Regions from separate parts of the Homo sapiens genome. Here region 2 is linked to region 1. A link is an interaction called in ENCODE POLR2A ChIA-PET data of the cell type or tissue named here. Cell type or tissue: IMR-90. All regions are shown on one strand. Each heading gives the region's core, and the rest is flanking DNA. Links, peaks and the distances in the headings are about the cores only.

The links. ChIA-PET counts read pairs that join two places held together with the same protein. Peaks named below come from ENCODE experiments on the same cell type or tissue, not always from the same donor. Only the 100,000 strongest peaks of a DNase experiment are listed, where the experiment ranks them.
Region 2: POLR2A ChIA-PET joins it to region 1 with 5 read pairs; 5 of 35 experiments call an interaction of 5 or more read pairs at or near these places.

What each region holds. Positions count from the first base shown.
Region 1 is chr15:56,718,879-56,724,269 of GRCh38, forward strand. The region is part of intron 1 of ZNF280D (zinc finger protein 280D); the gene reads right to left. Among named protein-coding and RNA genes, the nearest start is that of ZNF280D, 12 kb to the right of the region's middle. RefSeq lists an enhancer at 570-729. In IMR-90, for the core only: no CTCF peak of the experiment used is centred there; no DNase peak of the experiment used is centred there.
Region 2 is chr15:56,638,114-56,643,504 of GRCh38, forward strand. It overlaps ZNF280D (zinc finger protein 280D), which reads right to left. Exons shown (of 22, transcript NM_017661.4): 20 at 4,839-4,884. Among named protein-coding and RNA genes, the nearest start is that of ZNF280D, 93 kb to the right of the region's middle. In IMR-90, for the core only: no CTCF peak of the experiment used is centred there; no DNase peak of the experiment used is centred there; H3K27ac peaks cover 407 bases.

The sequences.
Region 1 (5,391 bases), core at 134-5,133:
GTTTATCTTGCAGCTATTTTAACACCATTTCTTGAAATATCATGCTCAGTAATTTTCTATACACCAATAGTCCTGTGTACTCACCTACTCCTTTTTAACTCTTTAGAGATTCTCCAGATCACTTCCTCCTTAAATAATGTAAAAACAGGTTTTCCACAAAGTTTAGACCTCAGTCCCACAGAAACTGTTCCCTAACAGCAGATCTAATAGATCCCATAGTCTCAGCTATCAATTCTCAACAGCAGCCTATAAGATCAGAAAATATTCACCTCTGCTACAGTCTGAATGTTTGTCTCTCAAACCTCAGGTTGAAATTTGATCCCCAATGTTGCAGGTAGGGTAATGAGAGGTGTTTGGGTGGAAGAGACAAATCCCTCACCAATGGCTTGGTGCTGTCCTCACGGTAATGAGTGAGTTTTCAGTCTATTAGTTCCCACAAGAAATGGTTGTTTAAAAAAAAAAACAAAAAACAAAAAACCAAAAAAAAAGCCTGGCACCTCCCTCCTCTTTCGCTTCCTCTCTTTCACCTTATAAATCGCTACCCACACAGACTCCCTTTTGTTTTCTGCCATGAGTGGATGCAGCCTGAGGCCCTCACCAGAAGCCAAGCAGATGCTGGTACCACGATACTTGCAGAAGCATGAGCCAAATAAACCTTTTTTCTTTATAAAATGCCCAAACTCAGGTATTTATTTATAAGAACACAGACAGAGAAAGACACCCTGACATCTCATCTAAGTCCCAGTCCTTCCTCTTTTACTACTGAAAACTACTATCTAGATATTTAAACGCACCTCAAATTCAGTACATGCACACCTCGGAGATATTGAGGGCTCTGTTCCAGACCACCACAATAAAGTGAATATTGCAATAAAGCAAGTCACACGCATTGTTTGGTTTCTCAGTGAATATAAAAGTTAGGTTTACAACTATAGTGTAGTCTAAATGTACAATAGCATTGTCTCTAAAAAACAACATATATACCTTAATAAAAACTACTTTATTGCTAAAAAAAAAAAAAAAAAAAAAAAGATAAAGCTCATTTGGGCCTTCAGTGAGTCATAATCTTTTTGCTGGAGGAAGGTCCTGCCTCCATGTTGATGGCTGCTGACTAATCAGGGTAGTGGCTGGCTGAAGGTTGGGGTGGCTGTGGCAATTTCTTAAAATAAGACAATGAAGCTTGGCACATCCATCGACTTTTCCTTTTACAAAAGGTTTCTTGGTAGCATACGATGCTGTTTGATAGCATTTGATCCACAGTAGAACTCCTTTCCAAGTTGGAGTCAATCCTCTCAATCCTTGCTGGTGCTTTATCAACTAAGCTGGTGTAATACTCTAAATCCTTTGCTGTCATTTCAACAATGTTTACAGCATCTTCACCAGGAATAGGTTCCATCTCAAAAAAACTACTCATCCATAAGAAACAACTCCTCATTCATTCAAGTTTTATAATGAGATTACAGCACTTAGTCACATCTTCAGGCTCCACTTCTAAATCCGGCTCTCTTGCTACTCCCATCACATCTGCAGTTACTTCCTCCACTGAAACCTTGAAACTCTCAAAGTCATCCATGAGGGCTGGAACCAACTTCTTCCAAACTTCTGTTAATGTTGATATTTTGACCTCCTCCATCAATCACAAATGATCTTAATTGGATCTAGAATGGTGACTCCTTTCCAGAAGGTTTTCAATTCACTTTACCCAGATCCATCAGAGAAATCATAATCTACAGCAGTTACACCCTTACAAAATGTTATTTCTTAAATATTAAGACTTGAACTGAAAGTTGAAATGACTCCTTGACCCATGGGCAGCAGAATGGATGTTGTGTTAGCAAACATGAAAACAACATTAATCTTCTTGTACACTTCCATCAGAGCTCTTGGGTGACTAGATGCACTATCAATGAGCAGTAATATTTTGAAAGGAAAATTTTTTTCTGAGCAGTAGGTTTCAATAACAGGCTTAAATTTTCTGTAATTCATGTTGTAAACCACGTTTACATCTGGTTCAGTAAACCAGATGTGCTGTCATCCAGGATTTGTGGTTCCATTTTTAAAGCATAGGCAGAGTAGATTTAGCATTTTTTTTGGGGGGGGGGGGGACAGAGTCTCGCTCCATTGACCAGCCTTGAGTGCAGTGGCACCATCTAAACTCACTGCAACTTCTGCCACCCAGGTTCAAGTGATTCTTGTGCCTCAGCCTCCCGAATAACTGGGACTACAGGCATGCACCACCACGCCTGGCTAATTTTTATATTTTTAGTAGAGACGGGGGTTTCACCATGTTAGCCAGGCTGGTCTCGAACTCCTGGCTCCTGACATCAAGTGATCCACCCATCTCCACCTCCCAAAGTGTTGCGATTACAGGCATGAGCCACCACATCTGGCAGATTTAGCACAATTCTTAAGGGCCCTAGGATTTTCACAATGGTAAATGAGTACTGGCTTCAACTTAAAAGTCACCAGCTTCATTAGCCCTTAACCAGAGAGTCAGCCTGTCCTTCAAAATTTGAAAGCCAGGCATGACTTCTCCTTTCTAGCTATGAAAGTCCTAGATGGTATCTTCTTCCAATAAATAGAAGTCTATTTAATCTATATAGAAAATCTATTGTTTAGTGTAGCCGCCCTCATAAATTATCTTAGGTAGATCTCATGGATAACTTGCTGAAACTTCTGCATCAGTACCTGCTGCTTCATCTTATACTTTTATGTTATGGAGACAGTGTCTCTCCTTAAACCTCATGAACTCATCTCTGTTAGCTTCAAGCTTTTCTTCTGCACCATCTTCACTCTCACAGCCTTCATAGATCTGAAGAGAGTAGGGTCTTGACCTCGAGCCTTTGGCTTAAGGGAATGTTGTGGCGGGTTTGATCTTCTAGCCAGACCATTACAACTTCCTCCATCTTAGCGATAATGCTGTTCCACTTTCTTATCATTCATGTGTTCAGTGGAGTAGCACTTTCAACTTTCTTCAAGAATGTTTCCTTCGCAATCACAACTTGACTGTTTGGGACAAGAGGCCTAGTATTTGGCCTACCTCTGCTTTCAACACGCCTTCCTCACTAAGCTTAATAATTTCTAGTTCTTTTTATTTAAAGTGAGAGATGTGCAAATCTTCCTTATACTTGAACACTTACAGGCCATTATAAAGTTATTAATTGGCCTAATTTCAATATTGCTATGTCTCAGGGAATAAGGAAGCCCATGGAGAGGAAACTAGGGAAGAGCTGGCTGGTGGAGCAGTCAAAACACACACATTATTATATAAGTTTACCATTTTACATGAGTGCAGTTTGCAGTGCCCCAAAACAATTACAATAGTAACATTAAAGATCACTGATCAGAAATCACCATAACAAATATAATAATTTAAAGTCTGAAATATTGCAAAAATTACAAAAATGTGACAGAGACAAGAAGTGCTCACGCTGTTGGAAAAATGGCTGAGATAGACTTGCTCAACAAAGTTGCCACAAACCTTCAACTTGTAAAAATGCAATATCTGCAAACCACAACAAGTGAAGTAGAATAAAGCAAGGTATGACTATATTTCCAAAACTGACCATATCTTCCCCTGAAAAATTATGTCTACAGCATTATTCATAATAGCCAAAAAAGCAGGAACAACCCAAATGTTCAACTAATAAATAAAATGTGGTGTATCAAGAATGGCAATCATTAAAAAGTCAGGAAACAACAGGTGCTGGAGAGGATGTGGAGAAATAGGAACACTTTTACACTGTTGGTGGGGCTGTAAACTAGTTCAACCATTGTGGAAGTCAGTGTGGCGATTCCTCAAGGATCTAGAACTAGACATACCATTTGACCCAGCCATCCCATTACTGGGTATATACCCAAAGGACTATAAATCATGCTGCTATAAAGACACATGCACACGTCTGTTTATTGCGGCATTATTCACAATAGCAAAGACTTGGAACCAACCCAAATGTCCAACAATGATAGACTGGATTAAGAAAATGTGGCACATATACACCATGGAATACTATGCAGCCATAAAAAATGATGAGTTCATGTCCTTTGTAGGGACATGGATGAAATTGGAAACCATCATTCTCAGTAAACTATCGCAAGAACAGAAAACCAAACACCGCATATTCTCACTCATAGGTGGGAAATGAACAATGAGATCACATGGACACAGGAAGGGGAACATCACACTCTGGGGACTATTGTGGGGTGGGGGGAGGGGGGAGGGATAGCACTGGGAGATACACCTACTGCTAGATGACGAGTTAGTGGGTGCAGCACACCAGCATGGCACATGTATACGTATGTAACTAACCTGCACAATGTGCACATGTACCCTAAAACTTAAAGTATAATAATAAAAAAATAAATAAATAAATAATCAAAGTGAAAAAAATGTGGTGTATCAATACAATGTAGCATTATTTAGCAATTTTTTAAAATGAAGTACTGATACATGCTACAACATGAAACTTTGAAAGTGAAAGAAGTCAGTCACACAGTTTGATTCTATTTATATCTAATATTCAGAATAATGGGTAACAGGTTTCCTTTTGAGGAGCTGAAAATATTATGGAATTAGTGTTGACAGTTGTACAACACTATGAATGTACTAAATGCCAGTGAACCGTATATTTTTAAATGGTGAAATTATATGAATCTTACCTTAAATTATAAAAGTTAGTTTTACTTTTGCATTTCCCTTTTTCTACTAAACTGCCATCCTTCTGATCTTGAATCCCTGGAGGTTTTTTTCAATGTCTCCCTCTTTTAATTATATCTAGTCAATTCCCCAACCCTATAGACTTCCTTCAAAATATTTCCCACACCATCCTTGCCTCTCCATCCACTCAATACTTGACCACGCCCATAGAACCTCACACCTAAAGTGAAATAGATTTACTTTATAAGATTCACTTTATATAGTTGCTCTTCAGCTTGTGATGGGGTAATGATTAAACCCATCATTAGCTGAAAATATCGTAAGTTGAAAATGCATTCAATACACCTAACCTACCGAACATCACAGCTTAGTCTAACTTACCTTAAACGTGCTCAGAACCCTTTACATTAGCCTGTGGTTGGGCAAAATCATCTGACAACACAGTATACTGTATGTTATCAGTTGTTTACCCTCATGATCATGTGGCTGACTGGTAGCTGCAACTTGCTGTTGCTGCCTAGTATCACAATATGGTATCATACCACATATCACTAGCCCGGAAAAAGATCAAAATTCAAAACTTGAAGTACAGTTTCTACTAAATGTATATTGCTGTCACACCATCATAAAGTCAAAAAAACTTAAGTTAAACCATCTTAAGCTGGGGACTGTCTGTACTTGGTCTCTCAGCATCCAGATTTTTGCTTTCATCTCTTCAATAAAGAGCCCCCAAA
Region 2 (5,391 bases), core at 300-5,299, 81 kb before region 1:
TATCAAGGAAAACAACTGACAGTATTCGTTTCCAGTAATAAAATCAAGCAAAAACTCCTACCCACCACTGATTAGATTAATGCTAATATTTACTGTGAGTGCTTGATATTATATAATGAAATATTTCAACATTTGGAAGATCCAGGGCACTTAAGGGGCCAATAAGTTCCAAATGACCAATGCATGATATTACAAAATTAGGCATGGATAAAAGATCCATTCAAAATATAAAACAGACAAACAGATTTTGATGTAACAAAGCAAAAAAAGTCAGTGATACGGAGCTAGATTCCACAGTGCAACAAGCAAGAAAACTTCCACTTTTGGTGCAGTATCAAAGGAGAATAATCACAATTATTGGAAAAGATTATTGAAGTACTGGGTGAGGCTGGGTATTCTTCATACATTTCAACCAAAAGAATGTATCACAACAGATTGGATTCAGAAACATGAGAATCCAATTTTTTTCTACTAAGCTTGACATTAAAGAAATATGCAAAAGTGTAAAATCAAGCCATTCTTTCTCACTAAATTTCTGTTGCTTTGGAAAATAGTTATTTTTCAGAAAAAAAATGTGATTTATGTTAACATATATTTATTATTTTTATTTTTGACAATAGTTTTAAAATATCATTATTTCAATTTCTAATATGGTAAACATTAGTAATTTTTGAGACTACAAAGGATATATTTAAATAGTATCCGCAGGAGTTCTGCAGTGTTCAACCTGAATGGCTATGCAAGACAGCCCTGTCTCCATTCAAACACATACGGTTTTCAATGATTATTTTAGCCTCATTCTTTAATTATGTATGGGCGGGTAAGGATCACCACATAACAAAAGACATACCTTAACATGAAAAATACCAAAAAAAACAAAAAGGAATAAAGAAAGGGGCTTGGAGACATCAGATACATTGCTGGGAACAAAAGAAAAAAGTATATATACAATATTTAATATCTCCAAAGAGGTATATGTTATTATATCCATTAAACAGTAACAAAAACTGTAAAAAAGAGAATTAAAGAACAAATAAAAAGTTACAGAGCTCTTCAAAATTACAAATATGGCAACTAAAATAAGTAATTAAGTTTAGAAAATTATTTAAAAAGATTGAAACAAAAAAACAAAAAGATGAAAGGCCAGAAAGAAAATAACATACAATTAAATGAGCTAAAAAAAAAAAAGGAGTTGATGCAGGAGGCTCAGTGTCAGAACAATGTCAGAACAATAGGAGTTTCTTAAAAAAAGGAGAACACAGAAAATAAAAGTGAGCATTTACCACAGAAATGAAACAAGAAAACTTCTCCCAAACAGAAATCTCCAAACTCCAAAGGTTTGTCAGATGCCTAATACAATGAATGAAAAAAGGATGGGTGAACATATCATGCGATTTCAAAACACCAGTGACAGAGATAATCACTAAAGTTTCCAAAAAGAAAAAAAGTAACCTAAATACCAAGAAACTGGAGCAAGACATGCATCAGACTTAATACAAATACTGGATATAAGAAGATAGTAAAAACAACATTTTAAAAACTGCATGGGAATTATTTTTATGTACTTCAGCCAAACTATCATTCGCATAAATATATTTTTAGATATGCAAAAACTGAAAAAAGATGCACACCTTCTCAGGAAGCTAGTAGAGGACACAATTCATCAAAATGATGAGTAAGCCAAGAAATGAGGAATAATTCATGGTTCAGCAAACAGGACATCCAATACAAGGGAGTGGCAAAGGATAATCTTGACATAACAAAACTAAGCACAGGCTTAGGGAGCAACTAGTTTAAGTTGAGGCGGGGAGTCTGGGAGGAGATCTTCAGACCCCTTCACTCCCCAGCGATTTTTTTTTTATGTGTGTGAACACTGGAAAAACTATTTCCAAATATTTGAGAGAGAAATTGCAACGTTAGAAAAAAATACAGCATTAGGTGCACAGAAAACTAAACAAACGAGTAAAAAAGATACATATTTTTAACTCCAGAAAAATAACATAAGGTACAGAAAAGGAAAAGAAATCATGGGGTACTTTCTGGCTCAGCATAACAGTCTCAAAAATTTTGATGTAACTATTCTGCAATCAGTGCTATACCAAGCCATATTGAAGCCTGAGGCAAAAGAAAAAATGAATGCCCCTATAAGTTTTGCTTTGTGTGTGGTGTGTTTTTGTTTTGTTTTTTGTTTTTAGCAACAGGGTCTCACTTTGTTTCCCAGGCTGGTCTCTAACTCCTAGACTTAAGCAATCCTCCCAGCTCTGTCTCCAAAGTGATGGGATTACAGGTGTGTGCCATTGTGCCCAGCCTGTTTCTGTGTATTTAAAAAATTTTTTTTCTAGAATGTTAGTCAGAAAAATATTGAAAAATTTAAAAGTAGGAGAATTAAACTCACATTAGCTTAAACTTAAAGATTTTATTTATGCCAAAAACAGTATTATTTTATTCTCCTGGCTAATGGAAGCAAATGCATCAACAGTACATTTTCAAATCTAATTCTTTTCTTATTTTGTTTTCAAATGAGCAAACTGTCATGTACAATTTCTCTTGAACAAGTGACAATCATAAAAAAATGTTATATTAACTTCAGTTTACAGTAAGCTTCATTTGCAGGATTCCACTGTGGCTGGAATTGTTTAAAATTTTTGAATACCATTTCCAAATCTGTTTAAGACTGCACTAAGCAAAATATGTTAAGAAGGTTTAGAAGACCCAAACACAAACTTGATTGTATGTTATTGATATCAAATGCTGCTTTAAACTATTTCATATAGAATTTCTATAGAATTTAAATCGTCAGAATATTTAAGTGCAAACTTAGTGGCTCGTCTTTGTAAATCAGATGTATTTATACAAAACAATTTTTCTCCAGTTTAGAAATTCAAAATCTGAAAACATTTCACTGAATTTTTTATATCTCTATACAAAATATGAAATTAGGGCATTTATAATCTTAATTTCTATTTAATAAGCACTGCCCTCATAATTATCAATACTCTTCACCCAGTGACTCATGCATTTCTCATTTGTTTACTTTTTTCATTTATTTTAAAATTTGAGAAGAATATGCATATCTCTTGCTCAAGTTTTATGTTCATCAAATACACTTTCAAAATTACCTTCAATTGTTGTAAGCAAAGGGATAGGCCTTTTATTAAGTGTGTAGCTTTATATTAGTCATGTTTACTGACTGTAAAGCTTTAGCTTCTTCCACTTGGCTCAAAATATCCATACAGATAATCTGCATAACACTTTGTAATCTATTCATACCAATATGCTTTCAATTTCAGCATAATGTATTTTGTCATTTGATATTATATCTTTTAATATTTGATAATCATCTTTAATTTGTGTGCAAAGTGTCTCAACTGCATTTATCTTGATGCCCATAATGTAACTATATGTGATTTTAATGTCGTTTTTAGACCAGACAAGAATATCCTGTTTGCTCACTGAATTCCCCTACCCCTAAACTATATATCCTTTGTACAATACTAAAAAAGTTGATCATATTTAAATTCACAGAATGCAGCATTTTCTTCTGTTAAATTATGATGAGTTAAACAAGGAACAAATTAGGCATAATTATTTTAGGGGCAAACAGTGGCTTGTATACCCCTGTATAAACCGGAAACATTTGCTCCATTATATCCCTGGCCAGAATTTTTAATGTAAATGCGATAAACAGAAATGAAGACTACATAAAGAAATGAAGAGTATAGGAAATGGTAAAAATAAAGGTAAATATAAAGCTAATTTTAAAGTTTTTAATTGCCCTAAAAAAACTGTCTAAAGTAAAAACTGTAATACTGCATTCTGTGTATTTACAACATGTTTAAAATTAAAATATATAATAAGAATAGAAAAAGCACACAAACTGTCAATATCATGAATGAGAGGGGATATCACTGCAGATTCCAAAGATTACAAAGACAATAAGGGATACTATAAGCAACTTTCTCAATATACATAAGATTCGAGTTCAACATATTAGGTAAAATGAACCCATTCCTCAAAAAAACTACAAACTACCAAAACTCCCTCAAGAAGAAATAGATTAAAAAATTTAAAAACCTGCATCTGTTAAAGAAATTTGTAGTTGAAAAACTTTTAAACAAAAGAAAACTTTCTATGGTACAAAAGAAAGCTGCTTGGAAGAAGGCTGATACTTCTGCCTGGATTTCACTTATATTATGCGCCATTCAAGACAAAGTATTCAAAAGATAAATGTCAAATCTACCTCACTTCATTACACTCAAAAAGAGGCAAACAATCATTAAGTAATATCAACATAAATTGACATCAAGAAAGCAAGTAGTTGAGCAAAACTATTTCTACAGTCATCTATTAGACTGTCCGGTAAATAACATTTATATGATAATTCTGAGTTCTGCATTCAGAGTACTTGTTTAAAACATATTTAAGATACATCCAAAATATTTCTATTTTAAAAATTAGTTTAACCTTTTGACAGTTAAAATATCCCAGAAAATTAAACCTGGAAAGATTAATTTTTCCAGTGTGCCAAATGATTGAGGTTTTACTGATTTGGGGATTTTTAATTCATAAATTTATCTCCATTACTCACTAGTTGAACTAAATAACAGGCAAGTGAAATATAAGATGTCTTTGTCAAAACAAGAATACCTTAAAATTTTACTTAGGGCTAGATATTTTTATATGTAATGAAAAATTTTAAATCTCGATTTTTTTTCTTCCTCACAACATCCCAAATATTGTTGATGTATGCATGCTGAAATTGAAAAAAAATTTTATATCATACCAATAATACTTTCAAATGTATAAACCTTTAAGGTATAAAGTAAAACAAACTTTACCTTAGACACAGGTTCTTGTTCCTTTGCGGGAGCTTCTTTTTTTAATCTTGAAAACAAGATAAGTATTGAATATTTTATTTTATATGTACGATGGTAAAATATGAAACAGTTCTTTCTCTGCCAGCCTAAAATAATTAAAATGTAGATCGAAACTAATGTACATTTTATACTTTAATAGTAAATTGACCTCTGTAAATGTTTTAAGGTAAAAGTTAAACGTATGAGACTAAATAGTAGATTCGATAAATGTGCTAAATCAATAAAGACATTTATTTCCTTGTTCTCTAAAAACAAGGACACTTAAGAAATGTTCTCTTTGCTAAGTACAATTTAAAATAAAAGACATACACATTAGTAAAACAGTTTCAAAACAAGAATTACTCTTTAAAAATTAAAAGCAGGTTATATGCTTACATAAGTAATATGCATCAGTATTTACGATTACAGGACTTAAGTGAAAAAAGATAAATATTTTATCTATTGTGAAATTCAACTAAATATAACAATATTATAGTTAACTTACTCTGGAGGCAGTAAAATCACAGAAGTAATT